Linked DNA regions of Mus musculus: region 2 is linked to region 1. The links are chromatin loops, found by intact Hi-C in ENCODE. Cell type or tissue: heart. All regions are shown on one strand. Links, peaks and the distances in the headings refer to the core of each region. The heading gives the core; the rest is flanking DNA.

Region 1 (9,326 bases), core at 424-8,423:
GAGATAAAGTACATGTTAAAAATGGTTGGTTTTAAATTTTGTCCCAGTCAGTGGAAATAGGACTTTGCTCCAGCTTCTACCCTATGGGTAGCAATCTATTGTAAACTTTGTTTGGCTAACCCAATATTCCAGGTTTTGGACTAAGCTAATGCTCTAGTAGACCCAGTACACAGAAAGAAACCAATGTATGTGCTTTATAGAACCATATAAATACAATAAAAATGAGTCAGGAAATGTAGAGATGTGTTATTAAGTGGTAGTGGTAGAGGGTGACCAATTCCCAGGAAGCTAAAATCAAAATTCAAGGTATTTGGGGAATGGTGTTGCAACTCAATATAAATTCAGCACACATAACTTTGTAAGAATATATAGATGGATGTATTGGCCAACAACACATATAAGAGGGTTAAAGATTAGGTCTTGTATGTTGTACATCCAACAAATGCTGGAGACTTAATTATGTAGAACAATGGACCAAACTAGAGATTGGTTGACCAACTGTCAAACCAGCACTCCTGGATTTCAGCTTTTGTCTCAACAACTGTTAGCTGAGTCACTCATGGGCCTGATATTTAAAAAATAGTTGTCGTCTTTTATCTATCAAATATCAAAACTTTGGTAGTGCTTTCTCTCTCTCTCTCTCTCTCTCTCTCTCTCTCTCTCTCTCTCTCTCTCTTTGAACTTGTGTTTATGTGTGTATGTAGGTGTCTTTGACCACATATGGAGATCAGAGGACAGCTTGGGAGAATTGGTTTTCTCCTACAAAGAGGTGGGTCCCCAGATATAGCTGTCTCTTGTGAGACTATGCCGGGGCCTAGCATACACAGAAGTGGATGCTCACAGTCAGCTATTGGATGGATCACAGGGCCCCCAATGGAGGAGCTAGAGAAAGTACCCAAGGAGCTAAAGGGATCTGCAACCCTATAGGTGGAACAACATTATGAACTAACCAATACCCCGGAGCTCTTGACTCTAGCTGCATATGTATCAAAAGATGGCCTAGTCGGCCATCACTGGAAAGAGAGGCCCATTGGACACGCAAACTGTATATGCCTCAGTACAGGGGAACGCCAGGGCCAAAAAAAAAAATGGGAATGAGTGGGTAGGGAAGTGGGGGGGGGGGAGGGTATGGGGGACTTTTGGGATAGCATTGAAAATGTAATTGAGGAAAATATGTAATAAAAATAAATAAATAAATAAATAAATAAATAAAAGTAAAAAAAAAAAAAAAAAAAAAAAGAGGTGGGTCCCAGCAATCAAACTCAGGTTCTTAGGTCTGGCACCAAGCATTTTAACCAGCTGAGCCATATGGCCTGCTTAAGTATTGAGTATGAATAGGTGATGGGCACAGAATTCCTATAGACTTGAAGCATTACACAAAGTTACATTAGATAAAAGAGAAAAGAACCATGTTAAGCTACAAAGTTACTCTGACCTAAGAAATAGTACAATTTAAGATCTCAAAAAGACTACATGTAAGAAACCCTACAATAACAGTCTCTGGATTCCCATAGTTATAAGGGTGAGATGCTTCATTGTTGGGGATAATGGGTGAATGTGTGTGTGCGTGCATGAGTGGGTGTGAGTGTTTGAGTGTATGTGTAAAGGTATGCATGTGTTGCTAGAGACATAGTGCCCTGGGCACAGCAGACAAGCACTGTACAGATAATCTGCACCCCAGCACAAACAGTTGCTATAATCTGCTATAAAGCTCTTTGAGAAGTGTAGCACCAGGAAGAAATGGGAATTGCTGAGTGTTGCGGGAGTAGTGAGCAGATAAGACTGTTCCTACCCAAGCTCCTGATGCTCTAAGCTTAGGATCTTCCCAGGACACAGAAGAAGAAAAAACAAGCACGGCTATTGTGAAGCCTTTTGGCTAGATGTCAGGAAACACTGCGTGTACCACAGGAATCCTGAAATATTAGAATGGATCGCTGAGAAGGGCTCAAGAGTCAGCTCCTTTGGAAATCTTCCAAATCGGAGAGTCTATCTAATCTGCCGGCATGGGTTTAAAATCAAGGCTGCATGAAGATTGATGGTGCAGACTCTCCCTCTGAAGGCACTTCCTAGATTTATATATTACCTAGAGCCCCCCCTCTGGCAGTTAGAAGAGCTTCTCTCTACCCTGAAAAGGGCAACATTGTTCTACAATTGTGAGCTTGGAGTAAAAGTTTAATAATGTTGAGATGAAATATAATGTTCTTATTACATCGCAGTTATTTTCACTAAGCAAGCTACTTGCAAACATGGCTCAACTGGAATCTGGAGCCTGAACAGCAGTTCTTTTAAATTCCTACCATTTCTCAAGCAAACCACTGGATGTGTAAGCAAGGCAAAGGATGACTCAGGGTTTAAGATAGGAAAACCACCACACAGACTCTACCCTATACTGCATAATGAAATGTAAATGTTGCCAAGAGCTAGGGAGAGAGGGAGAGTGTGTTTATTTAATAACACCATATTTCCTAAGTGGTTATTCCAACAGCAATAGTAAATGCAATGTACTTTAGCGCTGAGTAAAGTTTATTTTGGAAAAAAACAAAACAAAACGCTTTGCCCCCAAATAAAAGCCCTTCAGTTATCTCACAATTCATTCTTTTCCTCCCCAACGTGCCTTTGACTCCATGGGACCGTGATCCTGTCCACCAGCATCGTAGGAAGGACACCCACCGGGCTTGAGATAAAGTCCTCAGCTCCTCCTCCATCCTGCTAGAGGTGATTTCAGTGGGGTGGATATATTTCAGGGACTCAGAGCTGTTAACAGTCTGTGATTTTTTTTTTAAACAATGGGGAAGACAAAAAGTATACAAGCAAAGCCCTCTGCAGTTAACTCCTGGACAATGAGTACAGCCACTGAGAATAGTCTCCTGCAAAGTAATTGGTGACTACAGAAATGATTTACAATAGCCATCTGCCCCATAGCCAGGCGCCCGGACGGTGCCGAGGGTCAAGGCAAGTCTCCTGAGAGTCTCAGAATCTACTAAAGAATACCGATGCAATTTAAAAATACTTTGCTGTTTTCTTCTTGAAGATATCTTATCTTCTGAAATCATGTTGGGAAATATGTGTGTTTAAAAGATGCAGTTTTAAAATGGCCAGATTAGAGGAGAAAAAAAACGAGTTCCTAGAAGGGAGCCCAACTCTAAACGTTTTAAAAGTTGAATTTCCTGAGATGTGGTGAGTTAAAAAGGTGAAGCTGATCCTTATCAATTAATTAGAAAGAATGAAATAACAGTAGACAAAGGGAATGGTGGTTAAGAAACTTAAGGAGTTGCAGGAGCACTGCCTTTCTAGTCATTGATTAACAAATTAGGGAGTGCTCAAGTCGGGTGGGCGAAATCCCAGAGACTGAAGAGTAAGTATTCTTATAATTCACTACACTTTCTCAAGCTTACTAGATCCAGGGAACGGAACGCCTAGCTGTGAATTGGGGAGAGGGTGCGGAAGGGGGAAGGGGGCTCCTTCTACATAAAGCACCACGCTGTTTATGATACATAAGCGTGGTTTGTTTTCCTTTTAGTAATACCCAAATTGATAGAAATATAAGTAAAGACCCTCACCCCAGCGTTTCGAAGCCGATCGTCATAAAGCATTAATTCCACAACGTATTAAAAACTAAGATGTTTTACGATATTTGCAAGTGTTTTCCTTTAGTCCACCAGTTCTTTGGAAAAACAGTGTCTGGTGGAGATCTAGCGATCTGAGGTCACATAGGACGACTTCAGCTACCCGGTTTGAGCAGCCCGCGCCCTCACAGCATCCCTAGTCTCCCCTTGGCCTCTTTCAGCTCGGCTCCCTAGCAGCCAAAGGATTATCTGTCCCCGACACGTTTCATTCACAGAGCCCCAAAGAAGCTAGGAGTCGGTTGGCGCTAAGAGCTGGAAAACACACACCCAGGCTGCTCTGCAAGTTGCTGCTCCGGCAGAGGGTGGGGGCTCGAGAGCTCGGGAGGAAGGAATGCTTGTGACCAGGAGAGCCGGAGAACCTGAAGTGCAGACCCCGGAGACGAACGCCCCCATCGGGTCACTTGCTTAAGTTGGCTCCGCGTGCACCAGCCGGCCAGAGCGGGAGGCCATGCTCGGGACCCGGCGCCACGCCGGGTGGCCCGGTTGTCTCCTCAGCCCGAGTGACCAACCGCAGTCCGGGAAGCACTGGGGCACCCTAATGGGAAAGTCCGCCCCAAATCTGAAGCAGACAGAGTACTAAGACACCTCCTCCAACTGCCTCGGGACTCCAACGTGCAGATCCTAGAGACCCGAGCAATGGGTCCCCTTAGTGGCCCGTCCCCAGCCCAGGAGCCGGGCGCCCAGTCCCTGGAAAGGACCTGGAGAGCAGAGAGCTTGAGTAGGGGAATCTCCGCGTCTCTCCACCGCCCCCGCCGGCGCGAAGGCGGGAGTGGAGAAGGCGCCACTCAGACGGTGGCGCTGAGCAAACTGCGGCCGCAGTTCTCCCAAGTTTGCCCCAGCGAGGGGGATGCTATGGGCGCCCGGCTCCGCTTTCTGCCTCCGCTAGCCGTCCTCACTCCACCGTCCTTTGCTCCAGCGGCCGGGCCAGGCTCTAGGCCAGCCACGGAGGTAGCAGGGCGCGGGAGCAAATGCAGGGAGAGAGGGGCGAGGGACGAGGGTGCTCCCGCGTGTGCACACAATGAGGCGGCGGGCACGCACACCTTCCTCCCGCCCGAAAAACGGGATCAGCCTCCGCCGCCTGGATGCAGGGACGCGGGGTCCCTGGGAGGTACCCGCAGAAAGTGAGCACCAACTGAGCAACAGGGGGTAGGGAGAGGGCGCCCCGCCGCCTCTCGGGGCTGCAGCGGGCCCGGGGCCCACGCTTACCTGCGATCTCCTGGTAGGGGATGTCCGCCAGGCTGAATCCCTTGGCACCGTAAGCCTGACGGACCTCGCTGCAGCTCCGAGCCTTCACGTCCGCCGCGGCCGGGAGGGTCAGCAGCAGCCCGGAGAGAGGAAGAATCACAGCCCGGATCCAAGAAGGCATGGTGCAACATGCAAGTCCACCTCGGCAGCCCCCAGCTCCCTGTGCGCTCTTCACCTTGCCCCTCGAGCCGAAAGCCCGCCAGAGCCTGCGGCGCGCTCCTTAGCCGCTGCCCAGCGTCACCCCCTTCCGCCAGCCGAGGGGACGAGCCGCGCAGACCTCTGGACTGCACTCAGCAAACTTTTATAAGCCAGATGGAGGATGGCAAGCCAACCAGGGCTGCCTTGGGAAGGCTGCCGGCTCCGCTAGCCACTCCGGTAGAAAATCGTTGGAGAAAGAGGAGAAAAGAGGAAAAGGCAAAGAAATGTCTTTTTTTTTTTTTAAACACCACAGTAGGGGTGTTCAGCCCTGCGGTCCGAGTTCCGAGCCGCAGAGTCGTGGAGCGCTGCGAGCTCGCCTATCCAGTGTGCGCGACGAAGGTGGGACCGCGCGCCGGCTCCCCCCACCCCGAGGGAGATGGACAGGCCGGCGCGAGTGTGAGCGCGCGTGTTTGTGGGTGTGAACGCGGGGCTCTCGGGGAGGTGTGTGCGTGGAGGTATGTGATGGAGATGTACGGGATCGAGGGGAAACCTCAGCTTCACATAGACTGAGGGAGCCAGTGAGAGTCTTCTTGAAATGGGAAGAGAGAAAATCCTGGAGACTGACACAGGAGGCAAGAGGGAAGGAGAAAGGAGGGGAGGGAGAGAGGGAGAAACGTGCTACCCAGTGCACAGCCGAAATTCAGAGGCAGAGTCGGCCGCAAAACCTGGAATGGATCGCGAGCCACTAGGCAGGAGGGGAAAGATTACCAGCAAAAGGTCCCTATTTTCTCAATCACTTTATGGCCTCCACACACTTCCGAGATGTTCCCTTTCCTGATATAAACAAACCACCAAAAAAGACAAAGTGTTTGAGGAGAGTAAATGTTATCACGCTATATTTTTCTGGAGATAAAGAATATTGCATTTCCAATTGTTGCTCTTGCCCCAGTGTACCTAACACAAAGCCAGGGAAGAAATGAGCAGAAAAGAAACCTAGGAACGGGGCCAAAGCCACCTCTCTAGGTGGTAGCTGCTTTCGGCTCATCTTAATGTTTTGTTTTGTTTTGTTTTTTCCTAAGAACAGATAGAGGGCCATAGGTCTTTACTCCTCTCCTGTCGGCTCTCTCTCTCTCTCTCTCTCTCTCTCTCTCACACACACACACACACACACACATACACACAAAGAGGGAAGGAGAGAGAGAGAGAGAGAGAGAGAGAGAGAGAGAGAGAGAGAGAGAGAGAGGTTCCACCTACAAAACACTGGATTCTTAAATCACTAGGCTTAGGGCATGTGAAGATAAAACAATGGCTGCTGGCCATGCAAGAAACAGGACCCCAGGAGGGACAAGGTGTTGTAATCTTCTCTCATCAGATTCTCTCAAACACTATAACCTTAACATTTTCTCCCAAGTTCTCAGAAGTCTGTGAAATGGGATGCAAGTGAAAATTCGGGTTTAACCAACTTCCTGAGCCTTTCTTCACGCTAATGAGCACAGAGATCAAATATACTTAAGTCTGCCCTGAAACCCACAGCTCCTGAAACTAACCAATCAGAAAAAGAAGAAAAGAAATGCTATCCAGTAGTGAGGCCTTGTGGACACTGGTCTCCCAGTTCCTGAGAAGTCAGTACAGGGTCAGGCCTAGTTCTGTAGTACTGAAGTATAAATCTGCAGGATGCTGGTTTCCTGATGACTGGTGACCAGAGCGACTCCTGGAGCCTAAATCCTTGCATTTGCCTCTATCCTAGGCACCTTCGTTACTGTCGGAATTGTTCAGCACATCTTCTTTTCCAAGAACTCCTCTTTAGCCCGTCATCCTCCTTATAGAGTGATAGAGTGCTTGCTTGTCGCATCTTCAAAAGTTCATACAAAATGCTAGCGCTCAGGGAACAGAAAGAAGTCTAGTCTAGTTGAGGAGCTTTAAGCCATTTGCAGTCAGTCTCCAAGGAGGTAGTCAGGGGGCTGAAGGGATAGATGGCTCAGCAGTTAAGATCACATGTTGTTCTTGAGAGGACAAGAGTTTGATTCTCAGCTCCCCAACAATATGGCTCACAAACAAACTCCTGTAATTCCAGTTCCAGAGATATCTGACCCCTCTGGCCTCTGGAAACACATACACACACACACACACACACACACACACACACACACACACACACACGCACACACACACACTTTCAAGAAGGTAGATAGCAATTCTGAGCACACACCAAAGGTTGTGTACACTGGCAAACACATATGCATCAAAAAGGCCATTGAGTGAGGTGGGTCATGATGATTACCTGAAGTTTGGCTAATCCTCTTATATTTGACGAGCACTCCATACTCCTATAAGTCAGTAGCTGTTGCCACTGTAGACTTGTAAGAAGGCTAACACACAGAATATTACCAGATTCAGCAAGCATAAAGAGATGAGCTTAATTCTACTGGAAGGGTCAACAAGTTTGGGGCTGTTTTGTGAACTTTAGTCAGAGCAAGGACTTAGGTCATTTGCCTAGCCCACATATTGTGTAATACGGCATTGTTCGAAGTGGTGTTAAAGGAATGAGGCCAGGATTCTACCTGAGGCCACAGCTTGATGAGGCATGGCAATGGGAAGGGGATGTGATAGAAATCCGTTGAGAATAAGAGAGTATCTATGACTTAGGTAAACCTGTTGACCAAGGTCTTGAATGACAGCTGCCACGTCTATACCAGGCAGAGTAAGGAAAAGGAAGATGGAAGAATATTATTCAGAGGAAGCAAACAGAGAAAGGAGATTTAGTAGGCGGCTAGAAGGTACACTGGAATCATTGTGCCAGTTTTAGGTATTTGAGGCTTAAGCTAGAGAGATGGGAAATGGGAAGAATGTGTGTGAAGATAAGCTTTGAAGACTGGATTTGTATGATATAATGTTTGGTTCAATAGACAAAAAAAAAAAAAAAAAAAAAAAAAGATTATTGAAATGCCGGCATCGGGTCTTGTTGGAAACGCAGATTATGGCCACTAAGACTCCTGTTTCCGATCCATTTTCTAAGCCCAGATGTTTTTTAGAATCCTTGGGGTCAAAATATAAACAGAACTTTAGAGACTTTGAGTCTTAGTGAGACAACTTGGTCTTCAGCAACCAGGGGTGGCAGGCCAATCAGGCATCCTCCGTCAATCACCCTGAGAAATGTGTTTGCGAAACATGTCCAGCCCAAGGAAAGAATCTCTTTTGACCTAAGTCACTGCAGGCCATCCTTCTTCTGTCCAATTAAATACTGTAGAGCGGGGGTGGAGGAACCATTTCTGACTAAAGTGATTTAAGATGAGATTTCTGAGAAATATTTTCCTGATTGAAAAGCAAGATAAATATAGGAAGATGGCTCACTATTTGAGAGAGCTTACTGAATTTTCAGAGATCCAAGCTTAGTTTCAGCACTCATATCAGATGAACCAGTGAATCACAACCACCTGGAACTCTAGCTCCATGGAATCCAGGCCCCCCCCCCCCCTTTAAGCATGTACACACACACACACACACACACACACACAAAACATGCTGGATAGTTTTATGTTAACTTGACACAGGCTAATCATCTGAGTGGAATGAACTTCAAATGAGAAAATGCTTCCATAAGATGGGGCTGTAGGCAAGCCTGTAGGGCCTTTTCATTGTTACTGGTTGATAGGAGAGGGTCCAGACCATTGTGGATGGTGCCATAGCCAGGCTCTTGGTCCTGGGTTCATTAAGAAAGACTGTTGAGCAAGTCTTAGGAAGCAAGCCAGGGAACAAAACCGTTCCTTGTCCACGGCATCATCTTCGGCCTCCAGGTTCCTGTCCTGTTTCAGTTCCTGTCCCATATGCTTTCAGGAATGAAAAAACTTCCTCCCCAAGTTGCTTTTAGTCACAGCGTTACAGTGTTTCATCACGGTAATAGTAACACTAATGTGTGTGTGTATATGTGTGTGTGTGTGTGTGTGTGTGTGTGTGTGTGTGTGTGTGTGTGTCTTTTCCCTCACCTCTTGCCTCCTTAGAGTTAGGTGGTTGAAATGTGAACGGGAAGCACAGCCTTGCTCACAGAGGTAACAGAGAAGAAGGGCGGAGATGCTCAAAGCTCCTGCTTTTCAATCTGAGTCACCAATCCGACGCTGGACCTCTTATTACATAATCAATAAGTACCCTGCAGTTTAGGAATACTAGTGTTTGGTTTTTCTGCCGTTTTCCAACGAAAACAATATAAGCACGGGCACCAATCTAAAGCTTGAACAAGAGAAATTGAAGGCAAGAGACAAATCTAAGAGAACAAATTAGAGGTAGCCTTGTTGAATCCAAGTCGGGAGATTTTCCAGCATG
Region 2 (9,326 bases), core at 672-8,671, 200 kb before region 1:
GAGACAATTTGGTTACTTTGGCAACAAAGCTATACCTTCTTGTTTCTGATGAGCACTGTTTCTTTCATTTCCAGCTGTGGCTTTTGTCACTGTGTCTCCAAGGGACACTAATGCTCAAATGAAAACTAATTAACATTTTAAAGTGTAAAATATACACATTGATTTAGGGGGTATATTTGTTTCCTTAATATTGCGTTCCCTGACACATATAAACACATCCTAGACAGTCATTTGATAACAGAAGAAAACTGTTCCTAAGGTTCTGGTGATGAGTGTGGGCTAGGACAGAACCTTTGGAGACAGTACTGATGTCATGACTCAGGCCCTGGCTGATTGTTTTAGGGGTGCTCAATGCATATTCATCACCCTACTTAGAACAACGGATAGGGTAACATGAACAAATTGTTTATTTCTAGAATTTCTATGTAAATTGTATGTTTAATTACCTATTCCCATAGATTGTGTGTGTGTGTGTGTGTGTGTGTGTGTGTGTGCTTGGCTTAGTTTATTTAGGATATTTTTCCAATACATTGTAGCAAACATCAGACTCTCTGACCTTCCCAGTGCCAATTACTAAGTCATGGGTACCACAAAGTCAAGTGGCTCCTCACAGAAAACTAGCACCAAAAAAATAAAATGACAAAAATGACAGATAAGAGGAAACTTCTCTTCTTGGTATACAGGTCAAATGAATGGCTAAGAATGCACTTGCCTAGAAATATAAAACAAACCTGCAAGAATAAACAGAAACAAAAACCACAGGTGACATGAAATATTTATTGTATGGTTTTATGCACGAGTTTGTACTTCAATGAACTTCACCCCTATTAATAGAACTTTAAGAATGCATGTTTTAGAAGAAAATACCCAAAAGATCAGAGCGTAGAGCAGTGATTGCTGCTGTGGCCCAGGTTCAGATATCTATAGCTGAAGTGGACAACCATGCACAGGACCTTAAACACTTCCAAGCTTCACCTTCTCAAGAGAGACTTTAACTTTCATCTAATTCATGTAAATTTCAGTGTTTGATTTTAGAATTTTCTTTGAACAAAGCTTAAAGCTAACTTTAGGAGAATACAACCAATTAGTCTCCATCTTACCTTAGGTGAATTAATCCTTTTAAAATATCACACTATCAGAACAGCAATTAGGCAAGGGAAGGAAAGAAAAGGCACTCAGATTGGAAGGGAATGAAGATGTCTCTATGATAAGACTACTATCGTGTGGATAGAGAGAAACTTGGGGAACTATTAAACATAGAAGTAATAAGGGACTTCAGCAAAGTTGTAGATGATAAAAACATCACATGAAAAGAATGTTATTTCTGTGCGCTGAAAGGGAATGTGTAAAAACGCAGTTAGGAATGAACTGCTTAGGGATAAAAATAATGAGAAATACAAGACTTACACACCGGAAGCTGCAAAGCCTAACTACAAGAAGTGAAATCTTCAATAAGTGATGTCACAAACTAAAAGGACGGTGTTAGCACTCTACATTGGCCCTAGATCAAGAGCAATTCCTTACAAACTGAGAAGTGGAATCTAAACTTCACACTACACGCAGGGCAACCCAAGAGCCTGAACGGTTACTTCAAGTGAAAAGCTGCAGGAGCCTCATGTGCTACTTCAAGGCTTGCTATTACACCACAGGAGCCAAGACAATAAGCTTCTGACATGAAGACAGACAAAGACAATAATGGAGGAAAACTGAAAGTCTAGAAATAAAATAATTCCTACCTTTTCTGCTCCCAGTGCCAAACTGTTTTAAAGAAGTGAGACTATAATATTTATATTTTATCTATAGACAGGAGGATGGAGCAAGAGACCAGAATCATCAGAAATGCCAATGTGACCTCAACAGAAGCAAGTGTGAAGACTAACGGAATAAAATTCTTAGGGAAAAAAAAACAAAAAACAAACAAACAAACAAACAAAAAAAACAAGACTAAACCACTCATTGTTCTGAACTTGGGAAGAGTCATATGAAATATCAAAAGTATATATTTAAAAAATAAATGAAAATTACACCAAAATCACTAAAACTAAAAACAAAATCAAAAGAAACTATCTAGAAAATGAAGAGAGAATGGGCAAGATAAAAGACTATTTGCAGACAAATTAACTAAACGTGCACTTTTCTGAAGATGCTGCACAAGTGACCACTAGGTCCTTGTGAAGACATTCAGCATTGTTGACCATCAGAGAATTGAAAGTCAGAGCCACTGACTACAGGACATTATAACCCTTGGGTGAGTGAAATCAAAGGAGCAAACAAGACCAACCATCGCTGCAGTCGGGAGCACGGGGCTTCCCATGCACCAGTAGCCCACTAAGGGGCAAGGCTGCTCGGTGAGATTGTGGGCAGCTACTCCCAGCACAGTTTCAACACAGACTCACTGGGTGATCCAGCAATTCCATTCCAAGATGTGTACTCAAGAGAACTCAAATATATATTCACAAATAGAATTGGCAACACGTGTTCCAAATAACATTATTTATTACAAAAAACGCAGAACCAACTGAAAGGTCTGCTAATGGCTTTGTATGTAAATAGAGGGAAAATTACACTGGGTGGAATATTATTAGATCACAAAATGGGTGGACTTCTGCTGGTGTCACATCATGGAGTGAAGGAAAAGCACATTTCCCAGGAATTCAGTAGACAAACGCATGGCCCTAGAAAACTGAGTGGTGCCAACTGGGGTCTAGAAAAGGGTATGAGATTTCAGTGTGTGCCAAAATGCTCTAGAAAAGGAAACTGTGGTTTGGAAGCAATGAAGATATACTAATACTCAACGTGATGTATGCTTTAAGAGATAAATTGTATTTTGTGTAAATTATATCTTGACAAAACTGCTGCTTCAAAAAAAAAAAAAAAACAGTGCTTGTTTGTGTTCGCATGGCTACTTTCTAAAGGAGTAATTTGTATGCAAAATCTAGTTTCTAGTACCCAGCTTAAATTTCACCAGCTTTATTTACTAGAAAATGGAAAATGTAACCAAGATAATAAGAAGAACACTAAATTTAATTAAGCATCGCAGAGGCCTCCCCTTTAAAGAAGCGAAGAAATCAGCAGGATGTGTTTTTATGTGTCAGTGAACGCAATATTAAGGAAACATACCCCCTAAATCAATGTGTATATTTTACACTTTAAAATGTTAATTAGTTTTCATTTGAGCATTAGCATCCCTTGGAGACACAGTGACAAAAGCCACAGGTGGAAATGAAAGGAACAGTGCTCATCAGAAACAAGAAGTTATAGCTTCGTTGCCAAAGTAACCAAATTGCCTCATAAGAAATGTATGATTTGACATTCACTTATCAATGTTTCCAAAATGCAGCTTTTATCTTGCCTTGGTTAGAAATTTCATTTTTCAGGAATGACTTCACAGATTCCTTCCTCTATGCATGTCTTGTTTCTTTCTGTTTCCAAAATAAATTAATCTAGAGGAACTTGGCCCCTGATGTCTCTGTGTAACTCACCGTGGGAAAGGAATTATTGCTTTGCTCCCAGAGACCGTGTTGTATGTCTGCTTCTCAGTCCATGCCTGTCACCCTCATGAACATGGATTCTCCATCCTCGTGAACCTGGATGGTTCTCCTTCCTGTAGCTTCTCTACTCATTGCAAAGGAAAGAAAGCAATGCTTGCCCTTGCTTGTGTTTTCTAGGCCTACAACATTGACTTTATGTCGTTCCTAGGAAATTTTTGGAATACCTATTCCCAGAATTGTGCAAACATCCTAGATCTGTACATTTATTTGCCAGCTAAGATCTTTATTCTGGTACCTTTGTGTAAGTGAGCTCTTCCAGGTTAAAATAGGGACGTTGAAATCTCAGATTCTCAACCTCTTTTGAAGACTATCTTTGGACTACAAAAGGTTCTAGAACAAAATATAGATGCTAGGTAGAGAGTGATGTAGGCATTCATATCGATACAGACAGATACATAAGTAAAGAGAACATGTCAAGGGCTCCTGGCAGGTAACACGCTTTGACTCCTCTTTCCAAGCAGGCACACCCTTTTAAAAGTGTGATACAGCCTCATTCTAGTTACACAGTCTATCCTTCAAAGTAGAGATGGCATTTGGTTCAGCTAGCCTCCAGGCAAACAATTCTTTGTGATTTGTTCCGTCAGTAGCTTAAGCTGTAGTACTGCAAAGAAAATCCCCCCTTTCTCATTGCCTTTGTGTAGCCAGCTATAGAATGGTTTTGAATTTCTCTCTCCCTGAAAAAGTCCAGCATACCAGAGATTGGTTGTCTTTAGAGGGATTTCAAAGATTATTTCAACAGTGTCATCTATCTCTGAGGCACTAATAAAGTAAGTTGGAGTATATGTTTGTTTAGACACTGGAATGTTGTCTACACTATTGGTTCTCCTTGGAGTGCTAGTGTGCCCCTGGTGGTCATTTCATACTATTGCAACATGAGCATAGGTCAGTTTATCTGAGACAGCAGCCATTGTATCCCAGTGTTAATCCCAGTTGGCATCACTACAAATCATCTTCCCTACATTGTGCCTGCAGAAGCTCCAGCAAGCATTCTGGGTAAGGATGACTACATCCAGTAGCTGGGCTTGCCTCCGGCCAGCATCAGCACAGAACAACTTGTTTGTAAACTCTGGGGGTGTTGATGCAATGCTAACAGAGTTAGACTGCTGTTGTTCAGAATGACTTACAGATGAGGATGTCATGCCGCGCTTCATTGGCTGCTTACATTCAGGCAGGTTTCCATGTCGGTCTCCTTACCTGGTTTCCAGAGAACTAAACCTATCCAGTAGAACCGAAAGCAGTCTAAATTCACTACTGAGACAAGAAAGCTTCCTGAGTTGAAACTCGAACATCAAGTGGTTTCCAGACTGAACAATCTATGGGGTGAAATTACCTTTCCAACAGGTTTAATCATTCTCATGGTCAGTACACAATAAATATCCTAAAACATTCGGCAACAATGTCTCAGCTCTCGTAATAACCCCCACAAGAGAAAATCAGCTCCAGTTTCGAAAACACTAATCCAAGTACCAATGAATATCCTACATAATAATTTTAAAGAAGTGGTTCTCATATACAGCAGTATACTAAGATTAAAGGGTTTCATACATTTTTTTTCTTTTATTAAAAAGGACACCTGCTGTTAAAATTGTACTTATTTGGTGTCTAAGAAACAAATAGTTATGAAAGAAGTAATTAAAGGAGTTCTCAACACCAGCTTCCTTTCAGAAAATCATTTCCTCCAGCAAAGAATCAGACTCCATTTATGTTTCCATTCTAGCTGAATACATGAGAATAATCCTTGAAAATGATATTAACTCAGAGCCCTAGAATATGTAAGTTTGCTTCCAAATGTCCTGCTGTTCACTGGCCCCTGTTTATTCAAGGGAAAATCGTGCTCTGTTTGTTTATGATAGTTAAGTAGATTTTGACATGTCTCCAATGTGTACTGGGAACTTACTGACTTGGTCATTGTCTTGGGTTTTCTTTGGAAGGATGAAGACTTGTTTCAACATCATAGAAATATGTAATTATCAGCCAAAAACCAGAGGACAGTTACAAATTATAAATAACCTAAAAATCTTAGTGGATAATTGCAACCCCACTGTCCTTGAAGCAATAGGACCTTTTCCTTATACCATTAATGGGACAATGACTTATAATGATGTCACGGGACAACAAACACATATTTGAAATTAATCAGAAATACATTTATGTCTTAACCATATGGGAACTTCCATGTATTCTTAAAGAAAACTAAATACTTAAAATCTATGTTAGACTAAAGTAACATCAATGATTTTTATTAAAAAGAAATACTTTTAAATGTTAAATATGAAAGTATTGGCAATAGATTATACCTTCACCAAGAATATTGATAGTTAAGCCATCAAATTAGTCTCAGAGGCTTGATGACAATGACCTAAGTCTATCCCTGATTTCTACTATATAATAATGAATATTTCGGCTAAACTAGAAACTCAAGTGTAATATTTAGCAATGATAAATGTAAGATACTTGGTTTCAATGATTGCTATTATATTAATGGTATGCACCTCAGAAAACAACTTGTTCATATTAGTTATTCTTTTAAAAATGTTTTATTTGCGTGTATGTGTTGGATCAATATATGTGTACAGTGTCCACAGAGATCAGAAAGACAGTCTGAACTCCCTGAAGCTGGCATAATGTGCACTTGAGAACTACAATGTGGGTGCTGGGAACCAAATCCAAATCCTTACGGGGGGAGACCTTGACCACTAACACTCTTTCCTGTGTGTTTATACTTATTTTTAAGTACTCAATATCCTGCTCTCAGTGTGGTCATTTCCAGGCCTTTGAATTGCCCAAGTGAGAACACAAAAGAAGATGTGCTATCATTTAAAATTACGATGTCATTTCATGTTGGATGTCTAACTTGAAATGCACAACGGGATGAAGAAAGGGAAGCCAACCATCATTCCTGGGAAAGTTATTTTTCTCTCCGACATGACAGCAGTGTAGAGGTGGGCATGCTCAGTAATCAAGGACTGGCATTCATGTGTAATATGGCAAAATTTATCAATGGCCTTCAATGAGTTGTGTATCTGAACTATTTCAGCGTGCAGAGGCCCACAGTTGCAATGTTATTGTACAGAAGTGGGCTATGTGCCTATAGCTTGTTCATACTATAAACAGCTATTGCTAATGATAGCTGCCAATTGAGTAGGAGTAATGCTAGCTTTCAAAATAAACTGGCCTCAAAGATACTGAATTGTATCTCTATGTATTATATATCTCTATGTACAATAATAGTATCTAATATGAAAAAGTGGGATAGAAGGAAATGCAAGGGAGAAATGATATAATTATACTGTAATCTCTAAAAATGAAAAAATAATTGAAACAAATAAGGAGATGAATAAGGGCTGGAGAGAGAGTTCAGTGAGCACCTGTTCTTGCAAAGAAGCTTGGTTCATCTCCCAGAGCCCACAGGATGGCTCACAACTAGACACAATTCCATTTTCAGGGCATCAGATGCCATCTTTTGGCGTCCATGGCCTCAAGGCATGGGGTATACTTATGCGCATGCATGCAAAACATTCATTCAAATAAAACAAATAACTCCTTAAAATAAATGAATGTAGTAGGCACTCTGACATTTTCAGAAGATAGCATCACATAGCAAACTCTCTGTTTCTCCGGTGCTTACAGTCTGTGTCTGGGTCCTCTTCCACATGAGCCTTAAGACAAGAGGTGAGTTGTAGATGCATCATTTGGGACTAAGCCCCACAACTCTACATATTGATCTACTGTGGTCTTGTGTAATGGTCTCTACCTTATGTACAATGAAGTTTCCGTAATGAGGATGAGAAGAACTTTATCTGTGCATAAAGGGACAATTATTTAAAATATAGTTAGAGAATATCATAGTTTTGTTACATGGTGGTTGTAGGTTCTTCACTAAGACCTATGAGTTCACTATCTTGAAGTAGCTACATTGAGGAAAACGAAACATGTTTTTAAATCTTGTTAAGAAAGCCTAAACCTTCCTAATATGGTGGTGTATACTTTTAATCCTCCTATTTAGGAGGCAGAGGCAGAGGCAGAGGCAGAGGCAGAGGCAGAGGCAGAGGCAGAGGCAGAGGCAGAGGCAGAGGCAGAGGCAGAGGCAGAGGCAGAGGCAGAGGCAGAGGCCAGAGGCAGAGGCACAGGTAGGTGGTCTCTGTGAGTTCAAAGCAACCCTGGTTTACAGAGTGAGTTCCGGGAAAGTCAGGACTCTAAAAAGAGAAAAAAAGGAGAAACAGAAGAGGGAGGAGGAAGAAGAGAAGGAGCAAGAGGAGGAGGAAGAAGAGAAGGAGCAAGAGGAGGAGGAAGAAGAGAAGGAGGAGGAGGAAGAAGAGGAGGAGGAAGAGGATGAGGAGGAGGAGGAGGAGGAGGAAGAGGAGGAGGAGGAGGAAGAGGAGGCCTTAATGTCACAGACATGACCGCCAAAACACAACCGAAAAAAGAACAACATCTAGGGTATGATTAAGTGGAAGAGAAAAACTTACAAGATATCATTCCTAGACGAAGAACTACAGATAGCAAAAGAAAGTCCAGAGTAGAAAAATAGCATCCCACAGAGCTAAACAAAGAATTCTCACCTGAGGAATATCAAATGGCTGAGAAGCACCTGAAAAAATGTTCAACATCCTTAATGATCAGGGAAGTACAAATCAAAATGACCCTGAGATTCCACCTCACATCAGTCAGAATTGCTAAGATCAAAAATTCAGGTGACAGCAGATGCTGGCAAGGATGTGGAGAAAGAGGAACACTCCTCCATTGTTGGTGGGGTTGCAAGCTTGTACACCACTCTGGAAGTCAATCTGGTGGTTCCTCAGAAAATTGGACATAGTACAACCGGAGGATCCAGCAATACCTCTCCTGGGCATATATCCAGAAGATGTCCCAACCGGTAAGAAGGACACATGCTCCACTATGTTCATAGCAGCCTTATTTATAATAGCCAGAAGCTGGAAAGAACCCAGATGTAGCTCAACAGAGGAATGGATACAGAAAATGTGATACATTTACACAATGGAGTACTACTCAGCTATTAAAAACAATGAATTTATGAAATTCCTAGGCAAATGTATGGAATTGGAGGGTATCATCCTGAGTTCACAAAAGAACTCACATGATATGCACTCACTAATAAGTGGATATTAGCCCAAGATACAATTTGCAAAACACATTGAAGAAGGAAGACCAAAGTGTGGATACTTTGCCCCTTCTTAAAATACCCATGGAAGGAGTTACAGAGACAAAGTTTGGAGCTGAGACGAAAGGATGGACCATCCAGAGACTGCCCCACCCAGGGATCTATCCCATAATCAGCTTCCAAATACAGGCACTATTGCATATGCCAGCAACATTTTGCTGAAAGGACCCTGATAGAGCTGTTTCTCCTGAGGCTCTGCCAGTGCCTGGCAAACACAGAAGTGGATGCTAACAGTCACCTATTGGATGGAACACAGGGCCCCTAATGGAGGAGCTAGAGAAAGTAACCAAGGAGCTGAAGGGGTCTGCAATCCTATAGGTGGAACAACAATATTAACTAATCAGTACCCCCCCCCCCCCCGGAGCTCGTGTCTCTAGCTGCATATGTAGCAGACAATGGCCTAGTGGGACATAATTGGGAAGAGAGGCCACTTTGTCTTGCAAACTTATATGCCCCAGTACAGGGGAACGCCAGGGCCAAGAAGTGGGAGTAGGTGGATAGGGGGATGGTATAGGGAACTTTTGGGATAGCATTTGAAATGTAAATGAAGAAAATACATAATAAAAAATTGGAAAAGTTAAAAAAAATAGTTT

Evidence for each region. Hi-C counts contacts between places; a loop is a spot of excess contacts. Peaks named below come from ENCODE experiments on the same cell type or tissue, not always from the same donor. Only the 100,000 strongest peaks of a DNase experiment are listed, where the experiment ranks them.
Region 2: it touches region 1 in a loop (3-fold over the local background); 4 of 42 quality-filtered maps call a loop at or near these places.

The regions. Positions count from the first base shown.
Region 1 is chr14:116,921,602-116,930,927 of GRCm38, reverse strand. It overlaps Gpc6 (glypican 6), which reads right to left and starts at 5,631. Exons shown (of 9, transcript NM_011821.3): 1 at 4,833-5,631. The coding sequence starts at 4,992. In heart, for the core only: a CTCF peak has its summit at 4,379; DNase peaks (open chromatin) are centred at 4,097, 4,697, 5,087 and 5,577; H3K4me3 peaks cover 3,924 bases; H3K27ac peaks cover 3,105 bases; H3K27me3 peaks cover 494 bases.
Region 2 is chr14:117,126,616-117,135,941 of GRCm38, reverse strand. The region is part of intron 1 of Gpc6 (glypican 6); the gene reads right to left. Gm52112 (a long non-coding RNA gene) reads right to left here and starts at 7,627. Exons shown (of 2, transcript XR_003951116.1): 1 at 1-7,627. In heart, for the core only: a CTCF peak has its summit at 4,408; no DNase peak of the experiment used is centred there.